2 separate regions of the Homo sapiens genome follow, and region 1 is linked to region 2. A link is a loop called in an ENCODE intact Hi-C map of the cell type or tissue named here. Cell type or tissue: endothelial cell of umbilical vein. All regions are shown on one strand.

Region 1 (5,000 bases), 53 kb before region 2:
TTTCCAGCTGTATGCCCCAGAAAACAGAATCAGACACATTTTTGAGGAAAGTACCATTCCAGGAAGCTGGACCATACCCCAGGAAGTTCTTCACAGAGGCCATTTACACAGTGTGATGAACATCCTGGCTCCCTCTCAGCTCCGATGCTAAGGATCAATGAGATTGATAATGAGCAAACTCATCTCTTCATGAGTACTGGAGGTTTTAGAGTCTTCTTGGATTCTACTGAAAACAGAAAAAAGGGAGAGAAGGATAGAATGACTGGCTTAGCTATCAATTTTCTACTCCTCATTGCTATCACATCTACTTTTCTTGTCTGGGTTCTATTTTAGTCAGCCAGCGTTATCAGGCTTTTGAAAGCCCATGATATCAGTCAAAAAAAATTAAAACATCAAGTATAAGATGTAAGCCATTAAGTGGCTAACATCAATTGGATCTAAAAATGTTAGATATTCTGTGCTTTGAGTGCATCATTTCATTTAATCTGCATAACTCCATGATAAAGATCTTTTTTTTTATTTTACAGATGAAGACTCTGGAGCTTAAAGAAATAATTTACAATTCCAGTTATATATTGCTGTGTAACAAACCACCCTGAACTTAGTGTAAAAAAGAACAATTAGTTTGCTCAAAAATGTACCATTTGGGCAGTGTTTGGTAGGGACAGCCCACATATGCTCCAAGCAGTGTCAACTAGGATGGATGACTCAAAGATCGGGGGAACGTGATGGCTGGAAGCTAGAATCATCTGAATGCTCACACACTCACATGCCCGATGGCTGATACTGGCATGTGATCCTCAAGTGGGGCTCTTGGATCAAATGACTATATGCAACTTCTCAATGGGTTGCTTGGTTTTCTCAGATCATGGCAGCTGGATACCAAGAGTGAGCATTCGAAGAGACAAGAAGTGAGTGATACCAGTTTTTTAAAGCCTGGGTCTTGTAACCGGCATAGTGTCATTTGCATAGCATTCTATTAGTCACAGAGCCCAGATTCAATAGGAGACAAAGACCCCACCACATGATGAGAGAAGCGTAAAAACACTTAGAGGCCATGATTTAGAATTGGCCACACTTTGTAGCATCATGCATCTTGAAGTAAAGAATCTTGGACTCAAGACTTGGACTTTATAACTTCAAAGTTCTGGTTTTTAATCACTTTTCTAAATTACCTTAAAAGTGAATTTTGTATTAGAAAAGGCAACATTTAAAATAGAGTTCTGTGAATACTCATAAAAACCATACCTCCCAAAATTCAGATTAACAGAGTTCAGGTGATATTGGAGCTAGAGGTGACCTCGATGTATCCCACCTCTTTTCCTTCATTCTATACACCAGGAAGGGCAAGCACCAACTGGTCACATGACGTGGTTGTGTTAGCCAGTTGCAGTGTTGGGACCAAAAGCCAATACATTTTCCACTGTGTCTCTGCTTGGATGCACATATTACTTCCATTTTCTACTTTGTATATAAGTAACTTTTTAATCCAAATAACTAACATTTACCTGGAGATTTACAATATCCAAAGTACTTTTTTTTTTTTTTTTTTAAACGCTAGGATGCCTATCCTGGCCAACTGGGACAATGCACTGTGACAAAGACTCTGATGGCCAATCCAAAAAAAAAAAAATCAAATCACTGATTCTTAAGAATGGAAGCTATAAATGACAAATCAATGAATAACATGGTGATTGGAAGCTGATAGAGAAACATTGGAAGTGAGAGGATATGATGAATAAGGCAGACAGAGGTATATAATATATATGGCTGGTTCACAATGAATGTCCCAGAATCTCAGGATTCTGGAACAATGCACTTCTGCTAATTCCCACCTTACCAGGCCAGGCCTCACTAGACTTGATGTCAAACCACTGTCAGGTAAGTTCTATTGTTAACACCCTATGTTAGTTTCCTGGAGCTGCCATAACATATTGCCAGAAACTGGGTAGCCTCAAACAACAGAAATTTATCTTCCCATTGTTTTAGTGGCTAGAAGTCTAAAATCAAGGTGTAGACTAGCCTTGCTCCATCCAAAGGCTCTAGGGAATAATCCTCCCTTGCTTCTTCTAGCTTGTGGTGGCGGCCAGCAATCCCTGTAGATGCATCACTTCAATCTCTGCCTCCATCTTCAGATAGCATTCTCCTCTGTGTGTCTGTATCCAAATGTAATGACACCAGTTATTAGATGAGGGCATACTCTAAGCCAGTATGATCTCATCTTAATTTGATTACTTCTGAAAAGATCCCATTTCCCAATAAGGTCACACCCACAGATTGTAGACAGATATGAATTTGTACACTATTCAACCCAGCACACCTTCCTTTTAGAGATGTAGAAACTGACATCCAGATAGGCTAAGCAGTAGGATCAGATCATTCTGGGGAACAATTTGGTATTTAAAACCAGGTCTTCTAATTCCAATCCTGTGTTGTTTCCACTGTTGCATAAAGTATGCAAGAAAATTTTGTAATGTAAGATAATCTTATTTGATTTTCCTCATGAGGCCTGTGGAAAAAAAAAAAGGAAGACTGAATATTATCTTTTTTTGCAAAGGGAAAAGAATGACTTCCTTGAACTTCCTGCCCCGTCTATTTGTTTCCATAGCAACCTATTATGCCTTTCATAAGTGTTATCGCTTTATTGTATTTGCCTGATTATCTGTTCTACCAAATGCAAATGCGGAGAAAAGCAGCTTGGTGGAGGCACTGATGAGTGAGACTGAGAGAGATACAGAGTCCTGCCTGGGTCACAGGGGTTAGGTGCAAAGTTTGGACCTGAACTAATTCTGGGAGGCTATGACTTCCTCTTATGGTATCTTCTCCAAGAGTCAAATTTTCACTGTGTGATCAGGCCCCTTCATCTATTGTTTTCATCAGGCACAATGCCCATGATCTATGAACTTTTTAAGAGTCAAAAAAAATTTAAGACCTGAAAATATATTACTAGTTACAAATAGTAAAATGTTGCAAAACTAAAGGTAATAAGTATTTTAATTAAATAATGATAAAATATGGCTGGGAGCGGTGGCTCACACCTATAATCACAGCAGTTTGGGAGGCTGAGGCGGGCAGATCACTTGAAGTCAGGAGTTTCAGACCAGCCTGGCCAACATGATAAAACCCCATTTCTACTAAAAATACAAAAATTAGCTAGGCACAGTGGCATGTGCCTGTTGTCCCAGCTACTCAGGAGGCTGAGGCAGGAGAATCGCTTGAACCTGGGAGGCGGAGGTTGCAGTGAGCCAAGATCTCACCATCCTGGGTGACAGAGCAAGACTCTGTCTCAAGAAAAAAATATATATATAACATATTAAACAACTGCAATAATTATTATATAAATAAATATGCAAATTTGACATAATCTGGGACTTTCATGCATTTTAGTTGATATAATATGAATGGGAGGTTTTCAAAAATAAGAATATTTTGGGCCTATAAAGATCCTAAAAAGTCCCCAAGTACCAGATTAAAAATCAACCCTGTTTATGAGGATCAAAACAACTCTCTGATTAAGTCTGGCATATGAGATGGGAGAGTGTGAACAGTTCCTTTTTTTCCTTTCATCACAAGTAAAGCAGCTTCTCCTTATTATATAACCGTCTTAGTCAGGATCAGTAATGCAGCATTTGGTGAGGTCGTCATGTACTATTTGTGGCTCACTTAATCCCAGTCTTCCTCCTGGGGGTAGGCCTAACAGAGAGATGTTTCATTTTGGTGTTTTTCCTGTGAAATTTTTGATCCAATTACCTTTTAATCTTTTGCTACACAGTGTGTTGGGCAAGCAATTTAGCAGCCAGAGCCCTTGGTCTACAATGAGAATGAGCACAAGAGACAAGAGAACTGGAATACCAGAAATCAAAGAAAATAATATTGAATGGGAGAAAGATTTATCATTTTTGTAGCTCTCTGTTCCTGATAACGCCCAGATAGCTAAAAGAACAACTAGATTTAAAGGATGTTAACAATCTTTTTAGTGAGAACTAATTTTAGTTCCAGCTCCCCCTATACTCCTACCCATGGAATGAAAGTCTTGTTATTCTTCTTTTACATTAAAGATTTCATAATATTCAAAGTAGATCTCTGACATCGATGTGGATGACACAGTTTCCATATTGGGGAAATCTTATGACTTTTCTTGGCAATGAGAGTTTATGTTGTTTAACCACAGTAAAAGCCAAGGATGTAAAGTGACTCCACACTTTTCTCACAATTTATAAGCCTTCTGTTGGCCTCTGATCCTTCCTACTCCAGGCTAAGCTCCCTGTGCTAGGATTTCAACCATTCTCCTACCCATCTCCATAATTCCCTCAGTCCTTTGTGCTCCCACTATACAAACTCCACAAAGCCGTACCCTGCTCCAGTCCCAGATCAGTCAGCTGCTTCTATACAAGTTCAACTAAATATCACAAGAGAAATTTTCTTATCACCTCTGTTGCTTCCCAAAGTTACCATCTGCAATCTACCTTGGAGAATCTTGCTTCTCATAAATGCTTTTATTTATCTTTGATCAGCAACTTATTCCATCCTTATTGCATACTCAAAATGTTATCTTCAAGTCCTTATCCCAATATTCACTCTCAAAAAATAGCCCACTACCTCAGTATCAATACCAGGCATGAGCTACCTCAAATTTCCTTTCCAATTGCCAAACAAATCCATAGCTACACTTCTCCTACAGTCTCTGAGGAAAAGATGGCACACTCCTCTTTCACAGGAAAGCTCCATCTATGCTCCTCATTGCGCCCATTCTTGCATTCCTTCTCTATGCCAGACACCAACATTTTAGACAAAAAAAATATAGAATGCCTGCTCAAAGGGTAGTAAGAGAGACAAGAGAACAGACGCATCTCACACAGCATATGTCATTTTGCTTTTTTTTGCTACACGAATATCTACTCTAGAGTGCTGGGGCTAAAAAATCATTCCAGAGAAGATGATACCTGAGCCAAACCATGTAGGATAAGAAAGGAATAGGCTGGATGAAAAAGGGAGATAAG
Region 2 (5,000 bases):
TTTACCAGTTGAAAGTAATCTTCTAGTTAGGAGTCTCATACTTAATGACCAAATGTGTCTCTTTTTATTATGTGAGAGTTCTCAAACTGAGACTAAGCTTCTCTCTTTGTCAGACAAAAGAAGCACCTGTCTCTTTATCTTGTCCTGAGGTTATATAATAGTACATGTTTACCATCAGCTTTTCTAACTAAACAGACTGCAGAATTATTTATACAATGTTCACACAAAGCAGCAATGGGAAAACATATCAATGTAATAGATTCAATAAAGCTTAATTTTTTAGTTAAATATTTTGGTCACACCATTTTGGCAACTAATAATTTTTTTCTGCAATTCTTCCTTGTCTAATATGTAACACTGAGAAATGAGGCTTCATTAACATCTCCTAGAAACTCTTCTATAATATCATATGTAAAATCTTCTGTAAATATCTGTGCACATCTAGCCCCTCAACACTTAATTTTAAATTGCACACTTTACATCTGAAAAATTGCCTGTCTTGAAATGATTCTCTAGGAATAATTCTCTGCACATATTTCAATGTGATGCCTGTCATCCAGGGATTTCAGAATGTTTCAGTTATGTCAATATACTAAACATATATACATATTTAGTAAACTTTTTTTTACGAAATATGCAAGAATCTTTAGATGATAGTTCACAAGCTTTCTTCCTTAGAACTGTGATGCATGGGAGGATGTGAATTTAGAATTTGCTAGAGATAAGATGAAAAAGTAAAGTGGAAAATAATCTTAACTGCATTATCTTCTTCATAAAGACAGTTTAGATATTTGATTAGTGGAGTTTCCCACATGAATTCAAATAAGTTGATTTGTCTATGGGGGAAAAAAGAAGATTGAAAAATACTGCTCTACACTTGCAATTGGAGGTTCAAACTAAATTTTAAACAATAATAAGAGCTTGTTCACAACATCAGCTTCCATGAGTCAAGATTGAAGCACATCAGTAATTATCTTGAAGGAAGTTTCAACATTTAAAAAATTGTATTTTAAACTCAATACTAAAACAAAAATAATGGAGCATATAAGAAAGAAAAATGCTCTACAAACATTCCACAGCAATAATCTGACAAGCTTAAACCAAAAAGTGAATGTACTGTATTTTTAAAATCTCTAATGGGCGAATAAGGACTGACATTCAAGACAACAAAATTAGATGTATAAATATGAGTAGGTGGTTTAAAAATGAACCAATTCAAAGTTCAATTAAGAATAGTCATAAAAGTATCACTCGACTACATATAGTAGACTAGCTCATAGGAAGAAAAAAATGTACTTGGAATCAAGAACTGAGAAAAATTTTCAAAATGTATCACAGAGAGATTAAGAAATTAGAAAAAATAAATGCAAACTTAAGAGACATTGAAGATAGAGAAACTTTAAATCCTTCTAATAGCAGTCCTAGAAGAAATAAATAGAAAGAATAAGATTGAAGTAAAAGGATAATGCCTATGTATTTTTTGAGTTAAATGAAAGCATGTATCCTTAGATTGAACTTCCTGTCATGTGCCAACCAAGCGTCAACAAGAAAGAAAAGAAGGAAAGAAGGAAAGAAGGTAGGAATGAGAAGGAGCCTAGAAACATTATAGTAAAACAGTAAACTTTATAGTAAAACAGTAGACTGTTTTTTAAAAAACTTAAAACTCATCAAAGAAAACAGATGCATACCCTAGACAGAAATTAAAATCTTACAATGATAGCTATCTGTTCATAGTTGCTCAGCTTCAAATTTACCCTGTATTATCTGCTATGCAAAAACATAGATTGACCCTTTACATTTTTTCCTTTGTCCACTGGAATGATGCTAAAATTTGTCAGTAAGGGATACTGGAGAGACAGCAAAAAGTAGAGGTTTTCATTCTGAGTTCCGTGTACTCTCCCATCAGGCAGTACATGCCCAGCTACTGCTACAAACACAGGTTACTTCACCAGAACATGACTCCTGCAACAACTACAGCTTCACTGCCTGGATCCTAGGTTTTGCAATGCAATGAAGGCAGCTTCTCCACTACTGGGTTTCTGTGTTACAGATGGCTTCACCAGCACCCAGCTCCTGCAGTATCCAGTTGTCAGCAGCACCCAGCAGCCAGCAGCTTCTTTTGGCATCCCTCTTGGGTGGTGCAAAATCAGGGAACAATTTACAAGACCACCTTTATTTTTTACACCAATTGCAAGTTTGGAAGTCTCCAATACTACCATTAGTTTTATAATTCACTACAAGGACTCATAAAACTCACTGAAAGTTGTTACACTAATTATGATTTGCTATCAACTAAATGTTTGTTTGTCCCCCTATAATTCATATGTAGAAATCCTGATCTCTAAATGTGATGGTATTAGGAGGTACAGAATTTGGAATGTGATTAGGTTATGAAGTAGATAGAGCCCTCCTGAGTGGATTAGTGCCATTATAAAAGAGACCCTAGAGAGATCCCTCACCCCTTCCAGCTTGTGAGGACATGGTGAGAAGATAGTCCTCCATCTATGACCCAGTGATTGAGCCCTCACCAGTCACTGAATATGACAGTCCTTTGATCTTGAACTTCCCAGCCACCAAAACTGTGAGAAATAAATTTTTATTGTCTCTAAGCCACACAGTTTATGGCTTTCTCTTACAGAAGCCTGAGTGGACTAATACATGGTGTACAACAGCAAAATAATATAGATTAAAATCAGCCAAGGGAAGCGATACATGAATCAGAGTTTCCAGTTGTCATTTCCCAGTGAAGTTATGTCCATGTTAACTCCTTCCAGCAATGATACGTACAAATATGCTGGGAAAATTGCCAACCAGGAAAGTTCACCCAAGCCTTTGTGTCCACATATTTTATTGGAGCTCAGTAACAGAGACATAGTTAACCACCTTCATTTTTAGCTCCTCCAGAAGTCAAGCTGATACCACATGGCCCAAAGTTTCTACTATAAATCACATTGTAAGACTATCGAATGTGGTAAGATACTTTCTTCAGGCAGGACATTCCAAATTTTAGAGAATGCGTCCCATAAGCCAAGGGCAAAGGCTAGACTTCTCTTTGGTAAAATTAAATCTTTACTATACAGATGGTTCGTAGCAGAGTGTCTCTGATGCTGTAACTCCCCATAGGCAGCTTTCTTCTGCATCTTAGAGGGTGAATTTCTGGCAAGTTCTATCAGCATGGCACCACCAAAACATCTGTCATACAGTGAGTCATTAGTGTGCCCATTTCAACAAAGTCTGGATCTCAACCCTGGGGGTAAAGGGATGTCTCTTTGTTGAGTGCTTATCTCAGCCCCAGCATTCATGAATCTGTCTTATTTTTGTGATTCCCATACTTTTTATATTCTGCTTTCCTTCTCACCATTCAATTATTTGATATTTCCATTTTCTGTGGTAGTTAAGGATTCTATATATTAAATATTTCCTATTCAAATTGCTGTGTGGGTTCTAGACTCTGATGATACAGGATTAAGTAGACTTCCTGCCTGTAACAAACATCTCCAAAAAAAAAGTGAAAAATATCTTCAAAATGCTAATTAAAATTAGCCATCAACATCAAATTCTATGAAAAGCAAATATATATTTTGAGAATGAATAAAAACATATTCTGTTATTTAAGTACTAGGATATTTTATAAAAAATAGACTGTCACAGAAAAACTGCTAAAAGACTTATATCTGTAAAAAGGAAAATAAACCCAGAAAAGAAGAGTCGAATTCAAGTTGCAATAGTAAACAAAGAAACAATTTTAGATTAATGGTAAATATAAACTAAATGTCTCTTTTTTTGTGATTGTATATTTTTTGTATATGCATGTGTGTCTGTTTATGTATATAAACACAAGTGGTAACTAAAATTATAGACAATTTAATTCTAAATTTCATATGAAAATATGAACGACAGAGAATAGTCAAGGCAATTTTGAAAAACAGAACAATGTTGACTGTGTAACAACTGATTTCAAAATTTATTATAAAGTATGGTAATAAAAAATAGTGTAGTATTGGCAACAAGATAGAAAAAGAGATTAATGAAACAGAATTGAGAGTTCAGAAGTAGACTGACATTTCTGGGCAACTGACTTGACAAAATGGAAATAGATATAGTGCTGGACTACTTGGGTATCAATATGAAATAATGAAACTCAACTTGTAACTCACACCATATCAAAAAGTAAACTCAAAATAGATAATAGATCTATGTGCAAAACCTAAAACTATAAAGCTTCTGTGAAAAAGACAAAATTAGCCTGAACTTAAATTAGGCAACGATTTATTTAATACAACACCAAAAGTATGATACATAAAAAACAAATTGAAAATTGAATTTCATCAACACATAAAACTTCTGCTATTCAAAAAGTACTCTTAAGAGAATGAAAAAAGTGAGAGAAAATTTTCTAGCATATATAAGACAAAGAACTTGTATTCAGACTATATAATGAATTCTCAAACAACAAACAATGGAACATTAATAAATTAAAAATTGGACAAAAGATTTGAACATTTCACCAAACATTTGCCATACAAATGGCAAATACACACACATAAATTGGAACTTTCAACTCTGGGAAGATAGAATAGATAGACTTTTCCATTTTTATCCTGCTAAGTACAATTAAGTACCCTGGGTGTTACATATGAAAGAAACTTAAAAGGAATCTGAAAGGTAGAAGGAAGAAGACAGCTTATCTAGGCACCTCAGGACCAGAGGACAGAAATTGCTATGGACTGAATGTTTGTGCCCCTCACGTCCCAATTTCATATATTATTAACTAATCCCCAACTTGATAGTATTTGGAGATGAGAACTTTGAGTGGTTATGAGATCATGAAGGTGGAACTGTCATGATAGGATTAGTGCCCTTCTAAGAAGAGACATAAAAGAGCTTGCTTTTTCTCTCTGCTCTCAGCCATGTGAAGATGCAGGGAGAAAGCAGCCACCTGTCAACCAGGAAGCAGGCATTCAGCAAGAACCCAACTGTGCTGACATCTTGATCTCAGG

The links. Hi-C counts contacts between places; a loop is a spot of excess contacts. Peaks named below come from ENCODE experiments on the same cell type or tissue, not always from the same donor. Only the 100,000 strongest peaks of a DNase experiment are listed, where the experiment ranks them.
Region 1: a loop joins it to region 2, with 2.6 times the contacts of the local background. A loop is called at or near these places in 1 of 110 quality-filtered maps.

What each region holds. Positions count from the first base shown.
Region 1 is chr3:178,199,736-178,204,735 of GRCh38, forward strand. LOC105374235 (a long non-coding RNA gene) reads right to left here. Exons shown (of 11, transcript NR_188692.1): 7 at 2,321-2,509; 8 at 2,024-2,156; 9 at 78-223. Among named protein-coding and RNA genes, the nearest start is that of LINC01014, 220 kb to the right of the region's middle. RefSeq lists a silencer at 2,486-2,780. In endothelial cell of umbilical vein, no CTCF peak of the experiment used is centred here; a DNase peak (open chromatin) is centred at 2,606; H3K27ac peaks cover 370 bases.
Region 2 is chr3:178,252,761-178,257,760 of GRCh38, forward strand. The region is part of intron 2 of LOC105374235 (a long non-coding RNA gene); the gene reads right to left. Among named protein-coding and RNA genes, the nearest start is that of LINC01014, 160 kb to the right of the region's middle. In endothelial cell of umbilical vein, no CTCF peak of the experiment used is centred here; a DNase peak (open chromatin) is centred at 2,741; H3K27ac peaks cover 921 bases.